3 separate regions of the Homo sapiens genome follow, and all the other regions are linked to region 3. A link is an interaction called in ENCODE POLR2A ChIA-PET data of the cell type or tissue named here. Cell type or tissue: MCF 10A. All regions are shown on one strand. Links, peaks and the distances in the headings refer to the core of each region. The heading gives the core; the rest is flanking DNA.

Evidence for each region. Peaks named below come from ENCODE experiments on the same cell type or tissue, not always from the same donor. Only the 100,000 strongest peaks of a DNase experiment are listed, where the experiment ranks them.
Region 1: POLR2A ChIA-PET joins it to region 3 with 8 read pairs; 1 of 35 experiments calls an interaction of 5 or more read pairs at or near these places.
Region 2: POLR2A ChIA-PET joins it to region 3 with 6 read pairs; 2 of 35 experiments call an interaction of 5 or more read pairs at or near these places.

The regions. Positions count from the first base shown.
Region 1 is chr7:80,228,370-80,235,792 of GRCh38, forward strand. No RefSeq gene overlaps it. Among named protein-coding and RNA genes, the nearest start is that of GNAI1, 97 kb to the left of the region's middle. In MCF 10A, for the core only: no CTCF peak of the experiment used is centred there; a DNase peak (open chromatin) is centred at 3,512.
Region 2 is chr7:80,345,657-80,353,079 of GRCh38, forward strand. No RefSeq gene overlaps it. Among named protein-coding and RNA genes, the nearest start is that of GNAT3, 160 kb to the right of the region's middle. In MCF 10A, for the core only: no CTCF peak of the experiment used is centred there; a DNase peak (open chromatin) is centred at 1,215.
Region 3 is chr7:80,148,264-80,155,686 of GRCh38, forward strand. The region is part of intron 1 of GNAI1 (G protein subunit alpha i1); the gene reads left to right. Among named protein-coding and RNA genes, the nearest start is that of GNAI1, 17 kb to the left of the region's middle. In MCF 10A, for the core only: no CTCF peak of the experiment used is centred there; DNase peaks (open chromatin) are centred at 2,818 and 3,258.

The DNA of each region.
Region 1 (7,423 bases), core at 1,141-6,140, 81 kb after region 3:
AGAGGCTTAATTTAATCACACGTGTAAAATCCCTTTCACCCTATAAAGTAACATGTCCACAGCTTTCAGGAATTAGAACATGGACAACTTTTGGTGGGGGCGGTGTGTTATTCAGCCTACAACCGAGACTCATTTTTCTGGTATCAACAGTACAGTATTTAAAGTCAAATATCATCCTATTAAAGATGAAAGGTTCAATGTTTTAACAATCTCAGGCGCAGAGCTGTCAGCTAACTGCAGTTTCCAAAACCAGAATCAGGAATTCTCTGAGTTACTTTAATGTGACTTTTTAGCTATATGTTTAGGAGAATACCAGTGCAAGAAATCCTCATTATCTGAGAGCAATTGGTAATGGAAAGGATTTTAAAGTTAGACCCTTTAAAATAGGAAGAGAAATTCACAATAAATAATCATAAACAAGGTTGACTGGTTTATTTTTTGACAAATGAAGTGTAACATTCTAAAAATATGCTTTTTGTGCTTAACAAAATTTAAATTACAATTTCAGTTGTGCTCTGATTTGTTGAACAAAGAGTAAAGTAAGTTGATTCTTTTAGTATGGTATTTTTCAAAAATGTCAGAGCATGACTGCCTTCCTATTTGGCTTTCACAGAATGATCATAAAGTGTTATTTCTGAAAATACATTTGAGGACTTTCCAGGTTTTTCAAAGACCTCCCTTAATAATTCACTTCTGAATAATTTTGTTATCATTCTTATATTCTTTATTTTTAAACAATTCTCATTCTGTGTCTTCATTTTTTATGGGCTTTGATTAAAGAATTTCTCCAGTATTACTTTCATCAATTACATTAACAATATATTCACAATATTTCTAATTTCACTAACAGTTTATTTGAATCATATTTGCACTGAACATCAAACCACACAATGCAAATAGAATAATAAAACTTGGATGGGCAAAGATGTTGCTGTCATTGGTATGGCTGTGTACTCCTATTAATAGAAGAGCACTGCTTGAGCAGAGACTAAATCAAAAGTTCCGAATGAAATTTTCATTATATGATGCCTTTTTCTTCCCCATGCAATCTTTTTTTATAATGGGTAAATCAAATAATAAATACCCAGGTAATCAATCTAGCCTTTTACTTGAATAGAGATGTTATAACTTGAGGGAAAAAAGTTGGGACTAAAAACTCCATTTAATTTGTCAAAATTATGTTTTTTATGTTACTATTATAATAATTATATTCAATAGTGTAGTGATCAATTTCTGACAATTTTTTCCTTACCCATAAGCTCCATGAGGGCAGTAATTATGTCTATAATGTTCACTATTTTGTCCCAAACACTAAGATACTGTTACAGAATAGGCAGTCGTTCAATTTTCAAGCAGGAAGCAAACCATCAAACATAAAAGATGGTTATGTTGAGCAAGTACTCACTTATAGCTATAATATTTACTATAGAGAATTTGTTATATCCATGTGAACCTAGAATTCATTGTAGAAAGTGGGAGAATTCAATAAAAATATTTTGTCACTAAGACTTAATGTAGAAAGAAGTATAATTTCTTCTCCTTATACTTTGAAGAACATTCTTGGTGGTAATTCAAACTCAACATTTCCCACATTTTTCCACTGAATATAGTATTATCCAAGATAGGTATTTGGAGAAAAGGGAAATTGTTTCATCAAACAAATTTGTAAATAAACAACATACTATACCCTCCTCTTAAAGTTCTCTAAGTCTTGCTGCAAAAAAAGAAAAATGTTTCATTGGCTATGTTTATTTGATAAGGAGACATCAACTCCCCCTGCCCCCCAAATACCAACAAGGACACAATGAGTATACTTAGAATAGTTTTTAAGTACTTCCTGCATTTTTCTCCTCTTCCCACACCATCTCTATTATTTTGAGCTTTAAGAACTTGGCAAGTAGAGAATGGAGGGAAAAAATAGAAAAGTAGGTGAAGAAAAGAAGAGAGAAAAAAAGAAGAGTGGAAATGTTCAATAAATACAGATGGGTGAACAAGAGGCTGTACTCTGGAGCCAGGGTTTCAGGGAGAGGAGAGACTTAGTAAAACTGCTGGAAGAGGTGGGTGGTTTTCATCCACAGGAAGGCTTTTTCAGGAGGAAGCTATCCAGTGTTTAAGGATATGGTAATAAATGTCTGTGGTTGTTTGCAGAGAACAGCTAAGAAAGAGTTGGTATTTTGGTCCTTCCTCTCAGAAAGCCTCTTGGATTCTTATCCAAATGAGTCTTCACCCGCCTAGAGTTTTGTGAGCCAGGGAGTTAAGGGATAGCCATGGAGATTTACGGACTTTCACTTATGTAACTAACCCCACCTAAGTGAGTCTTTATAAAAATTGTTTATGAAATTGTATATGTGTTTGTGAATGGGTATGCACAACACATAATGTATAAGATACGCATGCATGTGTGCATATGGAATATATGTAATATATGCATGTATGTCTTAAAGAAGAATAAAGCAAACACTTGTGTTCTCTATGATATATGAAGTTACAATATCTGGAGGCTACCATGTGCCTGTCCCTGATCAGTCCCTGATCACAGCTCTCTCTATTCCCTACAGAGCTAAGCAGGATCCTGAAGTTTGTGTTCATTGTTCCTTTGTGGTTTTTTAAAATTTATCACATATGTACATACTCTTTATATATTTTTCTTTTTTTTTTTTTTGCTTTTTTGAGATGGAGTCTTGCTCTGTCACCCAGGCTGGAGTGCAGTGGTGTGATCTCAGCTCACGGCAACCTCTGCCTCCTGAGTTCAAGTGATTCTCTTGCCTCAGCCTCCTGAGTAGCTGAGTGCCTCTGGGACTACTGGCATGCGCCACCATGCCTGGCTAATTTTTGTATTTTTGTAGAGGCAAGGTTTCACTATGTTGGCCAGGCTGGTCTTGAACTCCTGACCCCAGGTGATCCACCGGCCATGGCCTCCCAAAGTGCTGGGATTACAGGTGTGGGCCACTGTGCCCAGCCCTGTTTTTCATTTTTTAACTTTAGATATATGACCTCCAACTGTAGGTGTCCTTCTACAACTTGCTTTTGTTGTTATTCAACATTGTTTGTGAGATTTATCCATGTTGGCATGTCTTGCTTTTCATATACTTTCACTGGTAAATTTTAATTGATTGTATGAGCATGTCATAATTTATTTGGTAATTCTCTATTGTTAGACATTTTGATCATTTCCCCTTCTTTGGTCAATACTGCTGTGAATCCACTCATCTGGAGCTGCTACTTGGGGAATGGAAATATTTGATACAAACATACTTGTATCTTGAACTTGGCTAGATGTGAAATTACTTTTCAAGGTGGACATAGCAATTTATACTCCTGTGCACATTTTATAAAACTTGCTGTTTATTGTTATACTCAAGAGCACTTGGTATTGTTAAAGTCGTATCCAATATGCAGCAGGGCAGCAAAATTTGCACCATGATCAGCTGCTAGGGAGACAGCTTGTGAAATTTTGAGCATACTCTCTAAAAACATGTCTGCACTCTGTCTCTGTGAGTCAGCATGAGTTCAGCCCCAGCCAGTCTGTATGGTGTCCTGTCTTAGGAAACAATGTTTGAGAACAGAAAGATTTGCTTAAGATCTTTATTTGAAACTGAAAGATGGCCACCACTCCATCCTGTGCAGGTATCTGGATGAGCAAGGGCGTGTCTGCAAGAGGGGGAGAAACCTCTGACTGTGTGAGATGCACATGATCAAATCAATGGTGTATGGGGACTCATCTAACTTTACAGTTCCCTTTTCCTGTTTGGTATTTGGAAACAGAACTAATCTCTCTTTATATATGTATTGAGTTAGCCCCTTGGTTTTTGGACATTTCAGTGTGGGGCGTGAGTATAGCGGGCTATCTCAAAAAGGGAAATAGAGAATCTCACGAGGTATAAGGAAGAAAACTTGAAAGCTTAAGTGACTATCTGAAAAATAAGAAGTGTGATTGTATTTATGCTGCAAACAAGTTAAACAGGTGTTGCCAAGTCCACAACAGGTGATGTAGAAACCCTCCTTTTGCTTCCTATTTCATTCATACTAAATCCAATTTAAACTTCTCTCATAAACTGTACCCTAACGCAACCCTCTCATAACTAGCCAGCTTTATTTCTCACAACTCCCTCCAAAATTTCATCTTGTCTCATCAGTTTGGTCTCAAAGCCTTGTGAATATGCCAAGGTTTATTGTCAATATTTTCCTTTTTCTGGCATGACCTTCTCACTTCCTTCTCTGATGTAAGTAGTCTGAGGTTATACTCAACAACTCTTCCTTAAATCACAATAGCTGCAAGCCTTCACCAACCTTGCTTATAGAAATTCTAATAGATCTAAGGACCTCGCTTTTCTAGATATTCCCAGTATCTTCTTGTGGTGAATTATGAAATGTTTCCCATTGGTCTTACACTTCATGATTCCAAGGAAGCAGTACCTCAAAGCTCCTAGAGGTCAAACTTCATTTCCAAACCCCTTTTGTCCAACAGTTGACCATGATCCATGTGGCATTGCCAATGATTTATTGCCGTTCTTCTCAGTGGTGCAACTGGACATACACTATCACTGATAACTTTGCTATAAGTCCTAATAATTCTGCAAGCCTATGACTCACCTGAACACCAATCATCTCTTTCTGAATTTCTGGTACTACTGCTGTCCCACATGCTCTCCAGGATCCTGAAGAAAACTTCTGTCAATGGCTCCATCCATTTCCTGGCTCCTTTTTGTGAAAACAGGGTGACTATCCATTAGTCAACACCCACTTTGTAAAAGAAACCAAACATAAATTCAAGACAGTTTAATAAGTACGTATTAACTCCTGTAACTGGCAAGTCTGAGCATGGGGTAGACTTTGAGCACATTGTGATCTAGAGTTTCTAACAAAGCTGTCATTCATACTCAGCTTTTCTATGACTCTGGGCTCTGCTTTCCTCTGTGCGATGGTTTCATTCTTATGCAAGCTTTTTTTCCACACGGTAAGAAAAATGGTTCCTGTCAGCCTCAAGTCATTATTCTCTATAACTTATTAACCAAAAGAAAGAGAGTCTCTCTCTTTCCCAGTGTCTAGCTAATCTCATGGGGGACTGAGACAGGTATTTCTGGGATCATATGTCTAGCCCTTGGATTATCCCCCTTGCTAATCAGGAAGGTAAGTTACTGTGATAAGCTAGGCCAGGTCTGGGGCAGAGCCCTGTGGCTAGAGCTGGTGGAACTATGTAATTGACAGGCCTCCTCAGAATCACACCAGATGGAAGAGGAACATTTCCCGAGGAAATATGATGAATGAAGCATGCATGCATGCATATGTGTGCATGCAGACACATATACACACAATATCCCCTGGAGTCTTCTTGATTAAGCCCAGTTAGGAGTTCTACACACTTCCATGGCCCTACATATAAGAGCTTTTTAATGGTTTAAGCTCTTTCTTTCTTACAGTACAACTTGTCAAACTGTCACTCTCTAAGTTTTCCCTCAATGCTAGAAGGACTGCTTAGAAAGTTCTGGAATTAAGTGTGTAATGTGCCTGAAAAGTCGCTTTCTTCAAATAACTTAGACCTTGGCACTAAGTATGGTTCACTAGCCCAGCTTCCCTTTCTGAGGTAAATTTCTTTTTGAGGAAGAGAAGCTTGAGGAAACATAAGCTTCATTTAATAGGTTCCACTTGTGTCAATTAGGCTTTTATGCATTTAAATCTCAGTGATCAAGGTGTCGGTGCCTTTTCCCCCTGGAGGCTCCTAAATATAAATGAATACGTTGGGTAGAGTTGCTCATAAATCCACCCACTAGCACCCAGGTTCTAGCTTTGGAAATAGATGGTGCCTCACTCCAGTGCTCAACACAAGCTGAGCCCCATGTTTTAAAACTCCAATGAGGTCCCATATTATTTTCCCAGGGCCCATTTAGATCCCTCCTGTATCTTTAACTTTTCCAGTGTTTATTTCAGCTGACATTGCTCTACAGTCTCCCTGAACTGTTAGGCATTTATAGTCCTTACAATTCAGAACACCCATCCAGCACAGTCATTGTATGTTCAACAAGAATGTGTAGTTATCGAAAGAGCCATACCTTATACATACAATACTGCATGTTGTATGTGTTTAATACATACTTTTAAATAGTCTTGAAGATACACACATCGGTCACTCATTTTATATATACATTTTTTAAGCTCACAAAGTTCACATAGTTCAGAAAATAATTCTGAGCAATCAATTTCCTGAGAGATAGAGGAAAGCTCCCAGCAACACTCCCCGTGATTTTCCTCAACTTTCTTGGAGTGAGATATGTACTGATGCATTTAAACTAATGCTTTTCAAATTGTTTCACTGACTATTAATTCTGCAAGATGTCTTTCAAAATATTTCCAAAGAAATGTTTACTATTTCTCCCTTTGGGAGATTTACAAAGCACATCACCATAATAAAGATTCTGAATATGACTGCATTAGAGAAAGCTACTTAATTTAACACAGCACCTCACAAACTTGTTCCACCAGAGAAATGAATTTATATGAAACATGTATTAACCTCTTGTACATTTAGCGCTTGAGGAACACAGTATGAGAAGTGCTAATAAATTGAGAGATGTAGACTTTTTTTAATGCATCAATTGCATCTCAAATGTTTGCCAGTAAACAGTTACTTTATGTAAGATGGAAAGGAAGGGATTAAAGTGTTAGGATGGTGTAAGAAAAAGGACATTTACCTGGGAGATCAGTTTTTCTGGGCCCTATGTCTATCATAGCACATTTAATGTGCAATTTCACTTCTGATCCTATATTACCTTATTGATTTTATTCTTTGGTTCACTTCTTGATGATTTTTAATTTGTTATTTGGTTGCATTACCTGTGTTTAGGTTGTTTTAAATTCATCCTCTCATTTACTCAATAAAAGTTTTTTCAAAACATATAACCTCTCTGCTAGCTGTGGTAATGAAAAATTAACAATAGATACATGAAAATACCTTCCCTAATTTTCCAGCCCACTGGAGATTTCAGTAAGCAATTACCGCAAGCTATAAAAATTCTAGGGCTTTCCAGAGAGTGCTATCTCAAGCTCAAATAATCAGGTAAGTTTTCTTGGAAGAAATTGTATCAAAGACTTGAAGGATGAATGAGTGATGGTGAGGTGACCATCTGTCAGAGGCGGCGTTCCAAGTAAAGAGAACAACATGTGTTCTGCTGATAAGAAGAGAGAAAAAAACATGCTGGGTTCAAGAAACCTAACATTTAGTACGGCTACATCATTGAAGGGATTCAGGGAGGGGAATAGTTGATAAAAGATAGATGAAGCAGGGCTATTACACAGAGCTTATGCAGTGCTTTGCAAGTCATTTTAAAAAGTTTGAACACAATCAAATTTGCATTTAGAAAGATAACATTGACTACAATGTGAAGAATGGGTTGAAAAGGGATAAAACAGAGCAAGCAGATCAGTA
Region 2 (7,423 bases), core at 1,016-6,015, 200 kb after region 3:
TTTTACACATAGAAAGTAATAGATAGTTTAATTAAGTTCTTTCACTTTATTAATGAGAACATTGGGGAATAAAAGAGTGACTTTCTGAAAGACCAACAGCTGATTTCCTGTATTTTAAATCTGAATGAAGAGTAGTTTTGGTTCCTAATATAGTGATGAGCTACAAAAATATACACATTTATGTCATCTGTGCAATTGCAAACCCTCTTCTTATTCATGGGCCTGTTTTTTAAATCTATTTATGGGTATTATTTCTCTGTTTTTATGGTGATGATGATGATGGTAAAAATAATGAGACCATAAAGACTGACAGTGTAAGGATCAGCTTTACTGATTTCAATAGATCTCAATTTCCATTAGGATTGCATAACCACTAAAAAGATTCAATGACACAATTTTCACATATGTGTCAATTAGACCCACAGTGCTCCCTAAATCTTCCCATCCTTCCCACCAATTCTGTTGCTACTCAAAGTGCGGTCTGCACTGGGGTAACCTAGGAGCTTGTTAGAAAGCACAATCTCACATCCTATCCCAAACGTACTGATTCAGAATCTGCATTTTAACAAGATCTCCAGATAATAGTGAGCAGTAGTCGCTCTAGAGCAACTTTGATGGACCCCATGTGCCTCTTTGATAAGAAGTTAGACTGGTTAATGGGGATTCTCTGAGTATGACTTTAAGGTTACAAATTTCATTATGCTTTTTGGTTTGGGGCAGGCACAGACCAACGCAATCCAGACTCTTTTTGTGGCGCCTCCAAAATGTTTGCTATTGCTGAGAAGAGAGGAATATTAGACTCTCATATCAGAATTTGGTGAAAGTTGTATTGGTTACCATTTCATGGCTGTGTGGTGTACTCTACACTTAGAACGGAGACAGTGCACTTAATAGAAGTGGCTTTGCATTGCATAGCTGTTAAAACTTTTCCAGCAAATGCTACCAGCTAAATTATAAGGGTGAATTAAAGAGTGCCCTTTATAAATAGTCACAAAAGGCCTTTGCAGCTGATTATAGTGTGGGTGTAATTTGGAGAAAGGTTTGCTGTAGGCATGAAATCGTAGTACTGCTATTGGAATAGAGTCAAGAGCCTAGCCATTTCCAGTAGCTGTATCACCACCTGCTAGTATACTTATTCAGATTTGAGTCAGAGGGATGCATGAAGTCTAATGAGTCATCAAGTCTTCACCTAAAACACGTAATCTACCTATTCCTTTTCAAATGAGACTTGTTTGAGTCAGACTCTTGCCTATGAGCTGACCTGAAGTCTTAAATGCTTTTCTGCCAAATGAATTGCTTAACACAAATTGCTTAACAGTTTTTGTTCTGAGTTAGTCCCAAAATTTTGTCTGGGTCTCAGTTCTCCTGGAAATCTTCATACATGAAGACGAGTCCTGGCTGAGTGTGGTGGCTCATGCCTGTAATCCTAACACTTTGGGTGGCTGAGTTGGCAGGATTGCTTGAGCCCAAGAGTTCAAGACCTTCCTGGGCAACAAAGCCAGACCCCGTCTCTACAAAAAATTTAAAAGTTAGCTGGGTCTGATGGCTTGCGGTGGGAGGATTGCTTAAGCCCAGGAGGTAGAGGGTGCAGTGAGCTGTGATCATGTCACTGTACTTCAGCATAAGTGGCAGAGCCAGACTCTGTCTCAAAAAAAAAAAAAAAAAAAGACAGAGCTAAGGAATCTTATCTTGGACTCCTCCTTGGCTGCTGGTTTGATTCTCCAGCCAAATATTTATAGCACTAAGCCAGCCTGAGAGTCATTGGTCTTAGACTCAGAATGACCCAGAAAATGCATCTTATCATTGCTGTCATTAACAAGTTGCTTGCCACTATGATCTGCTGTGCCTTGGGGACTGTTAGCTAGGGAGTAGTTCCCTCTTGCTAGGACTACTTTTCCTGCTAAATAGCCTTCCCATGCCTGTCTGATTTGGACAGGGATTTTTGAAAGTATATCTGTGTGTGTCTGTGTGTGTCTGTGTGTGTGTGAAACTCTTATGTGTCTTCTATAATAATAATAGCTACATTTATATAGAACTTACCGTGTACAAGGCATTGTTTTAGTATTATATGTATATGTAAGTGTGTGTATATATACACATGATCTCATTGAATTCTTACTATAACAATGATGTAGGTGGTAGTATTATTTGTTTTACAGGTAGGGAGACTGAGGCATAGAAATGTTAAGTGCCTTGATCAAGGCCATAAAGCTAAAAAAGAGAGGCCAAGATTCTATTCAATCCCAGGCAGTAGAGATCCTAATTTCTACTGTAATTGCAGATTCGTTGATGATACTCCTGACTTTGGTGGAGGAATCAGGGCACAGGAATAGAGGAAACCCTGAGAATGGGGACCTCTAATTAGGGACTGGGAGGAAGACAGTCTCTAGCTTTCACAGGGACCTAAAGCGACAGGGTAGTGAAACAAAAGAGAGACAGGCAATTCCTTCTGTCTTCTCTGGCTAAAAAACAAGGGGAGCAGAAAGCCAAGGGGACAATGCTAGAAGGCCAAATAAGGAACAAGTCACAAATTCCTCATTCCAAGGAGAAGATGCCAACTCCTAGGCAGGTCCATGTGGCTAGTCAATTAGGGTCTCAAGGAGACACATGCAAAGAGCTTTACCATTGATCTACTTTCTCTGAGCAGGAAAGAGCCAGATTGACCCTAAGGCAGTTGGACAGACTGTCAGCAGTTAAATGGAAGGATGTGGGCTGATGGAAGCAGATCTGAAAAATCCTGTCTCAGTTGTCCATTCCCAGATGGAGGGAGGAAGCTCTTGTGGGCAGAACAGGGTGTGGACGGGTGAGCTGTAATTTCTTGGGGACTGGAGAGAACATAATTCAGCCAGGCCTACTCTCTTCCTACTTTATGCAAAATATTTCCAGCTGTGTTCATTAGATTATATAATCTTGAATATTGAGAATAAGATACAATTTCTTAAATTCAGCAATGCACAACGAATTCTTCATTAAAAGAAATTTGGTATGCTTTTAGAGATGGGAGACACAGCCATAAGAAAATATGCTACTATAAAAGAAAATGCTCTTAATTAATACTGACATAGTGAGGACTCCTCTGGCATTGAGAACATTTAATATTAATGCAAAATGTTGTTGTCTACCATTTCCTTTTTTCTTTAGATCATTAGCATAGGATTACAAAATTTTAAATTGGATTTCAAACCCATACCAAACAGCTGTGTCTTCTATTACAAAAGACAATGCACTCATACATATGTATTATGCACTTAATTAAAACTGTTGGATTTTCATTTTTAAAAGTTCTGATGATGTCCTGAATTTTTATAGTGATTTGGATCTCTGGCCTGTCATCAGTTTGCATATTTTGGGTGGAAAAGTAGGGTTTGGGTGAAATAAGCATTCCAAAGTTTATATAACGGGAGGAACATGGCCTAAAATTAGCCTTACCATGGGCTTAAAATTCATTATAGGTATTAATTCCTCGTACTTCTCAAGGGGTTATTTTCTCCCTTAATTTTTAAAATTCTAAGTGACATGTATTTGTTTTAGAAATATGTAGAAAAATATAAACAGGAAAATTAAAATTATCTATAATCTTATTCTGCTGAGTTGAACATTACAACTCATATATTTCTTTTCTATAATTTTATTGCATAAAATCTATATATTTTATAGAATTTGAATCACACCATATTGATAAATATGCATTTTTAAACTTGCACTTTATTTTAAGTGGTCAACATTTTACCGTGTTATTAACTTGTCTTCACAAATATGAGTTTACATGGCTGTATAATAATGATGATAGCTGTAGAATATTTGAGCCTTCCAATTCTGTGATGAATGTAATTTGAATTATAGGGGAAGTAAGGACAGGATAGAAATATATTGGAGGAAGAAAGAGAGAGGTGAGAAGTAGTGTAAGATAAATTCTTAGAGATTAAAGCATGAAGTAAATTATGTGTAGAAATGATTATTTAAAAGATAAAGAAATAAGAGTATAAGCAGCCAAAAGCCATAAAATTTCCATCTGTTTCTAAAATGAGAAACTGGAATTCAAACAGGCAACTGATGATTTTCATTATAAGTTCCTCTAAATTACTTGATTTTTAACCATCTGCATATATGCTTTGGGTTTTTTTTAAGTGTAAATTAACTCTGGTGAAGAGTTGGACATTAAGATTAACCTCAGAATACCATGCTGGAAGGGGTGCCGGTGTGTGTTTGTGTGTGTGTGTGCGTGTGTGTGTGCATGCACGTACTTACATGGGAAGCCGACTGGGAATACAGTCTATCAGCAATGGCAGAAGAGGGAGTAACCACCCAAGAGCAATGCCCTCTGGGATAGCATGAGGGCTTGGGGGGCTGACAGCAAGGAGCAGAAACGGAGGACAAAAGTCAAGGAGCCCTTACTCTCTATGTCATGGCTTTGCTGTAGGGTAACCTTGCTAAGAAGACCTCATCAAGTGGGATGTAAGATCCCAACAGCAAAGCGCATTGGACCTGGAAAAAGGCCAGTTCTCCCAAATGTGATCATTATGTAGAAAAATAAGGGAGCAGTATTCTGAGCAACATGTCTGTATACCATTGATTGACACATAAGGTCCCTTCATTATAAATTTTACAGGGTGCCCAAGTCATTTTGCTGTGGTGTGATTTTGTAAAAATAAATATGTAGCTAAAAATAACATTTCCAAGCTGAAATATGTAGAAAGGCAAAACAAAAACTTCTAGCTTTCTTGTGGTAAATTGTGAGGTAAAATAAAATGAATCTTAAATATAGTGCAAAATAGGAGGTATCATGCCTTACATCATCTTTATCTCCTCCCTCCCATTTTTTCTGTTCTAAATGGAGTTGTGCTGTTATTTCATTTGTTATCCATATTTGGAAGTTTAGCTAGGAGGCTAGAAAATTTGATGAAGACACCTGATTAATTTTTAAATTTTATTTATTAATATTTCGATAAATATTAATAAATATTAATATTTTGATAAATATTAATAAATATTAATATTTTGATAAATATTAATTGATAAAAGTGTTTGCAATGTGCCAGGAATTAGGTTAGCTACTGATTTATAGTGGTGAGTAAACCACTGTCCCTACTCTCATGAAATCAGCCATTTGGTCTAAGGGCAGCAGGGAGCCAGAGTAAACAATTCAGTCATGGCAGTAGGAGAACTCTGTGAAGAGCTCAAACTAGCTGAAGTTGCTTCCCATAGATATTATAAAATGTTAAAATATAATCATTCCTATGGGAAGAGTAGAATAAGACTATGTAAAGAAAAAAGAAAGAGACAACAAAGTGTCTGGGCACAATGCCTCACACCTATAATCCTAGCACTTTGGGAGCCCAAGGTGGGAGGATAGCCTGAGCCCAGGAGTCCAGACCAACCTGGGCAACATAGTTGGACACTTTCTCTACAAAAAATATAAAAATTAGCCAGGAACAGTGGCCTGTGCCTTTAGTCCCAGCTATTCTGGAGGCTGAAATGGGAGGATTGCTTTAGCCCAGGAAGTCGAGGCTGCAGTGAGCAATGATCATGACACTGAACTCCAGCATGGGTAACAGAGTGAGACCCTGTCTCAAAAAAAAAAAAAAAAAGAAAGAAAGAAAAAAGGTAAAATTATTTTTCATTGTTAAAAATTCATTGGAATCCAATATATCCAGTCCTGGGTGTCCAAGTGAATTTGCTTAGAACTGAGATGGTATATTTACTTTCTTCTTTGGTTGAGCTTTTTCAGTAGAGATTTCTCTTATCTCTCTTTGTCTCCTTTTCTCCTCTAGGTAAACAGTATTTCCACAATTGTCCCCCTTATCTCTCTTTGTTTCTTCTGTCTCCCTCACTCCCTTTCCTAATAGTTTCTCTACTCATTATTTCTCCTTTTCATTCCTATTTGGATACCTTTTCTTCCTCTTCTCTCCACACTGCTTTACCAAAACTACCAGTCATTAAAAGGTTTTAAAATTACATACAGTTGAATTCAGCTTTAGAAGATACATGTTCTAGCCGGGTGTGGTGCTTCATGCCTGTAATCCCAGCACTTTGGGAGGCCAAGGCAGGTGGATCATGAGGTTAGGAGATCGAGACCATCCTGGCCAACATGGTGAAACCTCATCTCTACTAAAAATACAAAATTAGCTGGGTGTGGTGGCACGTGCCTGTAGTCCCAGCTGCTCAGGGGGCTGAGGCAGGAGAATTGCTTGAATCCGGGAGGCGGAGGTTGAGCCGAGATCACACCCCTGCACTCCAGCCTGGCAACAGAGTGAGACTCAAAAAAAAAAAAAGAAAGAATATACATGTTCTGCAAACAAATGTCCTTCTGCTACCTATTCTATATTCCCTTTGCCTTCAGCAACACCTCAGCAGGTCGTGGATTTTTACTTAGTGGAGTGACCAAAACCTTCATTTCTTAAGGGTCTAGGTCATTTGTAGTCCTGTCTGGATTGGGTTGTTATAGTTTCCCTTTGACCTTAATCATATGGCATGGTAATACTAAAAGATGCCCTAAGGGTTCGCCTGTATTCCACATATACACTTCCTTACCTCCATTGTGGAGTAGTAGACTAATTTCATCTTGATAGTCTGGGACAATCAACCCAGCCAACACTGTAACTCCCTTCTTAGCCTGTTGACTTAGAGGTAGGAGGAGCCCAAGGTGTCCAGGTGGCAATCTCAACTTCCAGTTTAATGGAATTATTGTTGTGTCTCCTGGTGGCAGCATTCCTCCTTCTGGAACTAAGACCTCTAGGCCAGCAGATGTCTAATGTTGTGGGAACAGGAAGCAAAAATTTCGCTGGTGGGTCACTAGGGGTGATGGTGAGTGATGCCATTTCTACTTCTACCCCTTGATTCCTGGACCCCTAAATTCTGGCTATGGGAGAAACAATACCATATACTGAGCGGTGATTTGGGGCATACACAGCCTTCTGGAGAACTTGAAGTCTGATATTTGAGGGCAGAAAGCATCCAGCCTGGGAGAAAGATGAAATCTGGAAGACTCAGCAAGTCTGCTCTTCCATCTTCTGCCTGCTTTATTCTAGCCATGCTAGCAGCTGATTAGGTGGTGCCCACCCAGATTGAGGGTGGGTCTGCCTCTCCTTGTTCACTGACTCAAATGTTAATCTCCTTTGGCAACACCCTCACAGACACACCCAGGATCAATACTTTGTATCCTTCAATCCAATCAGGTTGACACACAGTATTAACCATCACACACATCCTTGGGATTCAGCCACTTCTTAACTTTTCCATAGGTCCATTTTGAGACAGAAAATAATTACTTTGCAAAACATATTCCTAGACTATAGGTAATGGATAGGATACACAATCACAATTACTCTCAGAGATTTCTTTTTATATTTATATTATGTACTTATTTTGGTTGAATGTCTAAAATTTGGATAATGTTTGAGATGTCTGTTTTGTTTTTTCTCTT
Region 3 (7,423 bases), core at 734-5,733:
AACTAATTCTCTGGAAGGTTGTCAACTGACAAATGTCCATTGTAGAATTAGCAGTCCCATCTGAAATAACTTAAACTGTAATTTAAAAAGTAGTATAGAAAGAGCAATTCTGAAAAATATGAAACTCTCAAAAAGATCTTAGTGGCCCCTTTTGGAGAATCGGTAGGACTTAGGCTTTGTAATTCATAGACTTGTGTAGATTTTGCATTGTATTTGGGTATATGTCGACGTTTATGTCCATCAGTGAAAAAAATGTTATTTTAAAATTAAAAAAAAAACAAAAAACTTAGAAAATTAGAGCATCTGAATGATTTTGTTAGATAAGCAACTTAACTTTTAAAAATAAAAGCTAAAAACCATTTTGAATAATTTCTAGAATGGGTTCATATCCATGGAGAAATAAGTTGAGAACCAAACTAATGTTTTAGAATTGAATGGTTGTGTTCTAGAAATGATTTAGTATAAGGGTTTGTCTTTATTTCTGAAAGTTAGGATTAGCTATTTAGATTGATGGTAGTTTTAATAACTAAATATTATGTGGATGTTTACAACTAATATCTCCAGTTTATTTGATGGAACTTTTGAGGTAAAAATATAGTTATAACTTCCTTGTAATATATTTCCCACATATTTTGAGGTGTTCAGTCTTGAGACTGATATGTGGTATTACTAATACTAATGTAGTCTCAATAGTCTTAATTATATGCAGTATCAGTGTAGAAAAAAATATAGGAATTGCTTTCTTTTGTTCTAGTATTTACTTTCAAATGCTGCTTCTCTCTATATAAAATATTACAGCTATACTGTGGACATTTAGGGAAGCAAACATTTGAGTAAATTTCTTTTCTCGATGTATTTTGAGTGGTTGATGTTGTATTGCAAATGTAACTTTACACTTATTCTGGCTTAAATATTTACTTATTAAATATTTTCTGTAAATCCCAACTTTAGTGGCTATATATGTTTTACAGATATTCCATAATTTGTTTAATCACACTAATGTTGATAATTGATGTCGCCTACATTTACAGTCATGTACTATGCTGGAACTGTCAAATTTTATGCATGTATCATTGCCTGTATTCCTAATTATTTGCTTAAATTATTGGGTTAAAAGTTTTGAACCCTTTTAAAGCTTATGATGTGTATAGATATTCACCCCCTAAATGGTCCAGTTTCTATCCCTACAGGAGGCATGTGAAGCTGCTGTGTTTCACCTTACCCTCATGAGCATTGAGTGTTCTTGTAATTATCTGCACTAACTTGATGGATAACAATGGCTTCCCATTGTTACTTTAATCTGCAATTTTGGATTTGCTGAGGGGCAGTAGAAGGACTATATACTCTAAAGAAGTTAATGTGCTCCATTTTGAGATTCATCAGAACCTGTCTTGTAATACTTTACATGTTTGTATATTCCCGCTTTCCCATGTACTTTTTGATTTTGTTATTTTTTCACCTAGATAGATTGTTTTGCTTCATGTTAATGAGAGGATTTAGAAAGCCTTAAATTGTTGGCCCATGTAACTATTCCTTGAGTGGTTTTAACAAGGCATTTTTAAAATTTACATAATTTTATATGCCTTCAGGATATACAAACTAAAGTAGAGAAGAATTTGTTAAATGAGAAGAAAAAAGGAAACTACAATAGACAAGATTGATTAATTCACGTTAGCATTGAAAACCTACATACCCTAACAAAGTGGGACCAAACAGCATACCATCTATATACCACCTGTTTTCATGGAAGTGCAGATTACAATGAGATGCCATCAGAACCGGACAATACCAAATGTTGACTTGACAGCTTTAATGTACTGTTGGTTGGGAGCATCAATTGGTAAAACAATTTTGGGTAAAGCTTTATCAATACTTAGTAAAGGTTACATACCTTTGAATCGATAATCCCATTCCTAGGTATAGATTCCAGAGAAAGTGGTGTACATGTACCAGGAAAAATATTTACTACAACATTGTTAGTAATAGCAAAATTTCAAAAGAACTAAATTATTAATCATCAAGAGTGAATAAATATGTGAGCAGGAATGAATAAATAAATGAGGGTATATACTGAAAGTGAAATACTATGTTAGAACTATAGAAATGAAGTGCTATACGGAGATAGTGAATGTTTGATAAATCTCAATAACAATGCTAAGTTAAATATGCACTTTGTAAAGTGATATGCTTTATGACACATTCGTATAAAGTTAAAATATCCTCAGAACTATGCCATATGTTTATAGGTACAAACACATAAAGGAAAACTGTAAATAAATGCAGGGAGAGGATAAACATCAAATTCAGAGTGCTGGTTACTTCTGAGGAGGCGGAGAGGGAAGTGGATCAGGAGGATGCATCCAGGGTACTGCAGTGTTTTAATTCTCAAGCTGGATGCTGGACACACAGATGTTTATTATCTTATTTTCTAGATATTTTTATGTGACTGAAATATTTCGTAAATAAACAGAACTTTTGTTATTGTAGGCTAATTCATCTCAATTTTGGCATGTTTTTCTGTGATTTCACATCCGGTTATTTCCCAAGCCTTATTTACTCCTTATTGCATTGCATTGTCCATCCATCATCCGCCGTTTTTCCATTTTTACACAAGTTATTCTTTTGTAATGTCCTCCTACCTGGTCTTCCTCCCTATGTGCTTCCCACCCTTCAGTCTATATCAGTCCTCCAGAATGACAGCTTTGATGGTATCAGTAACTGGCCAGAAGTCGTCAGTAGCTCTGTTTATTTACAGAATATTGTTCTCTTCATTAGCATGGAATTCAGGAGCCTCTGTGGTTTGGCTTCCACCCTGCATTTCCATATTTCCCATGCTTCTCCCTTGCCACAGTATGAGAACTTCCCCTGCTTTCCCATCTTGATATCCTTGCTTATGTTCCTCTTTCAGGGAGTGCCCTTCCACCCTTACCTGTTTCCAGTCCTGCCCAGGCATGTTCATGAGCAGAGTTTGGGAGAACTTTTTTCAAAGTTGAGTAATATCTGGATCCCTAATAAAACAGTTCTTATGGATTCCTAATATTGATTTAAATGTATTGCAAAATCACTTCAATATACAAAACTATGAAAACATATAATTAAGTAGAAAAATGTTTCTCACTTCTAGATAACCACAAAGCCAAAAAAAAAAAATTACACACAAAACCACAAACCAATAGAGTTCTCATTAACATGACTTGTTCTCTCCTGGTTGTGATGTCAGTCAGCTATAAACTGCTTTCACATGTGGTATGCCTACTATCAAATGCCACAAGATGTCTCAGTTCTTCCCTTCTCTTTCTCTAATTGCAAAGTCCTCATTCCTGGGGTGCTCCCACCCCCAGTGGAATAAATGCCTCAATGAAGCATCATCATGAATGAAAAGGCTCAGTAGTGTTCCCCACCAAGTGGCTGCATTTCTACATGAAAAAAATACATCTGCCTCTAACTTTCAAACTGCCTAAGTGCAGATTTATTTAATAAATATTACCTATTGTCTGCTACAGACTGTGTCAAAGGTTGTGTGGATCCAAACATGTATCATACATGGATCCTGCCCTTGAGGAGTTTCGTGGCAAAAGAAACCAAGGAAACATTATTTACGGGAGGGATAAATGCTAGGGGGTGTGATTTGAACTTGTATAGGGAGGCATCTGAATTTCAAGTTCAGAGCTGTTAGTACATGGCCCTTCAGCTATTAAAGGGCACAAGCAAGAATATGAAGTTGACATGTTTATTTTTAATTTTTTCACTTTGTTCTCCTTTCACGGCCTCTTTTCAGTTTTTTAGTATACGCTATTTCCTTCAGTTTTCTAGAACTAAGGTGGCAGGTAGTATTAATCTCATGTTACAAAGCAGGAAATTGAGTTTTTGATAGATAAGGAATTTGCCCAAGACATACTGCTAGTACGTGGCCATGCTGGGTGTCGTCTCCTTCTATACTGCCTCTCAGTCCTCTGTTATGCTTCTTTCCTTATGTTATTTCATGTGTGCATTTGCAGTTATGCAATTAAATGGTATTTTTCCCTCTATTAGGGAGAAAGGGCCTGGTCAAAAGTAGACACTAAGTAAATATCTGTTGAATAAATTAATGAACAATTATATCTTATGTTGCAAGAATTAATAACTACAACACCATTATTAACTGATATACCCAACAGGTGTTTTAACTAGATAGTTTAAAAGGGGAAACTAAGTTATGCATATCCATTGAAATAGGTCGATGTTTTGTTTTTACAAAAACGGGTTAAAGAAACCAACTTAAGGATCTAATCTGGGGGTAGATTCGGTCTCAATTCTTTTTTTTTTTTTTTTTTTTTTGAAACGTAGTCTTGCTCTTGCCCACGCTGGAGTGCAGTGGCGCATTCTCGGCTCACTTCAACCTCCAACTTCCGGGTTCATGCCATTCTCCTGCCTCAGCCTCCCGAGTAGCTGGGACTACAGGCGCCTGCCACCATGCCTGGCTAATTTTTAAATATTTTTTTAGTAGAGATGGGGTTTCACTGTGTTAGCCAGGATGGTCTCGATCTCCTGATCTCCTGACCTCCTGATATGCCCGCCTCGGCCTCCCAAAGTGCTGGGATTACAGGCATGAGCCACTGCACCCGGCCAGATTCAGTCTCAATTCTTAAACACCTGCATTATTTATGGCTAAAAGATTTCAAATGAAAAGTGAAATTTATTAAAAAAAAAACCTGAGGCAATTAAATATCCTGAATCTTTGAACAGAGAGTTAATTATATCTAATACACTGTATTTACCGAAGAATGTAGACTTTTATATTTTAGAAAGATTTTTTTAACATCATTACTTTCCCATTAACCAAAGTAACTAAAATATTAAATTTATGATAATGTGTCACAATGTAAAAATATTCCTATCATTGACAGGCCAGCCCCTGCATGATAGTGGTGGAGATTCCAAGAGGGCAGTTAAATTAATCAAGCTTGTCATGTCATAGATAGTCTTCAAGAAGGATCAAAGGGTTCATTTTCACTTTGTATTCTTTTTTTTTCCCATTAATATGGCCATAATATAGTTTTACATCCTTGGTTTTGATTATACAATGTGCATCTTAAAAATTAGTAAGCTGTAGTTAATGCTTGTATTTTTCTAATAACTTTTAAAGTATGTTTGAGCACTGATTTGTCTAATTATCAAATTGGAAATAAAACTATTTCCAATTCCACAAGTTAACTTGGAATAATGTCAGAGGTATTTTTTCTCTAATACAGTAGGAGGAAAACAGTGAGGTGGTTAATAAGACACAGGTGGCCGAGGTAGGATGCTTATTCTATCTGAAATGCTTAAATAGTGTAAATATACAAGGGAGTGTTTCTGGTGAGTTTGTTTTGAGGACTTGTATTAATGGCCTTAACATTCTGAAGCATGGCCCTAAAATACTTTTTTCCTGAGGTCATCAAGAAGGTTTACATCCATTGTGCCATAGTCAAGAAGGAGAAAATAAATTTAGGTAACACAAAGTGGTATTTTATTTTTCTTGCACTTTGGTGATTGCCTAGTTTTCTTAATCTTTATATCTTCTGTAACTTCTTTGTTTCCTTGAGCATAACTCCTAGAAATATTTCAGGCAGGCAATTTACATACATTTCTATGGAAATTAGGCTTATATAGTCACTGAACTGATTATTTTTTAAATTAATTAATTATTTATTTATTTTTGAGACAGCCTCATTCTGTCACCCAGGCTGGAGTGCAGAGACATGATCTCGGCTCACTGCAGCCTCGACTTCTCAGGCTCAAGCGATCCTCTCACCTTAGCCCCCCAAGTAGCTGGGACTACAGGCACTCACCACCAAACCCAGCTAAATTTTGTATTTTTTGTAGAGATGAGGTTTCACCATGTTGCCCAGGCTGGCCTCAAACTCCTGTACTCAAGTAGTCTGCCCACCTTGGCCTTCCAAAGTGCTGGGATTTACGGGCATGAGCCACTGTGCATGGCCACTGAACTTTTTTTTAGAAAGGAAATAAAAGGTGCACTTTTAAATTGTTATTTTATGGTTATAATGTCTTGTGTTTAATAGAGTTCTCACTTGTAAACATTTTGTTAATGGTGTATTTTTAAGCTTCTGTGTGAATTTGGTGAATTTTGTACTTGGTGTAGTTATGAAAAACTAGGATTAAACTTGGTGCACAGGGATTTTAGAAATAAAGCTGTAATCTTCCCCAAGTTCTTGGGTTTGCTCTGGAAAGAGTGGCAGGAATGAGGTGGCAACATGATTTTTTGAACACTGTGTATACATTAATTTCCAGACTGAAGTTATCTGGGGCTTCAGTTTTTATTTGGATTCTTCTTACATAAACAAGCCTCTAGCATGCTTTCTGTTGTTTACTACAATAACTTTAGGTTCATTGTTGACAAATAACATGTTAAACTTCTACATCATCTTTTATAGTTGGTTTTCTTTATATTAAAGGAAATGATGTGCACATTGTATATTTAAGAGAAAACTATAATGTTTTCCTGAAAATGGTATTTTCTTGAAAATGGTATTTACATTTGCAAGAAGTTGGTTTTGATTATTGTCAGTGGAGCTTTGGGCTCAGCAATAGCTTTCTGGGCTGTGTTCCAGAATTATTTGAGAGCTATAATTGTGAAAGACTTGGATTTACAACTTCCTAGGTTATAGATAAAATATTTTTTAAAGTAGATTCTTTTTCTATAAAATATAGTTTGATCTTTAGTGAGATATATTACTAGAGGAAAGTTACCTATTACCTATTCAGAAAAAAATAAAATAATACATTGCTTATTTTTTCCATTATAGCCTGATTTTGAATTCAAGTTTAAATGTATTGTTTGTTATAAATGTATTTCTAACTGAAGTGATTTTTCAAGATTACTGACTCAATATGTGGGATTATGCAATTTTTGAAGTATTGAGCTCTTCTTGGTAAAAGAAAAAGTTTAATACTTTTTATAATCTCCTTACATGAAGGAAGACAGAATATTCTGAGTTGATATTAATCAAACACAGGAATTATTTTGGTTTTTGGATATTTTAATCAACATTGAATTGTTTTTTTCTTACATAAAAAGTAAACATTCATTGATACATTATCAACTTCAGTAATATCGAATTCTGTATTTCTATCCAATAGTACATATATAATGCCTAACAGTGATTTCTTTGGGCCTCTGTAAGGTCTATAATATTAAATAGAGTTTTCAGTGATTTCCGTTAGGTAGTTAGAGGTTATGTTTTTATTTATTCTGAAATGATTTCATCAGGATTAAACAAACTTCTGTATGCTTACCTTCCTTAAATGTATTTTATGTAGTCTAGTTTTCAAGACTTTGTACTCTTAGTCATTAAGGTGTCAAAGTCAGTGAGTAGGCTGGTGCCTTTATTATTGAAGATCAGTGATTATAATTGAAGTTTTGAAATTTTAAGTAGCAATGGCA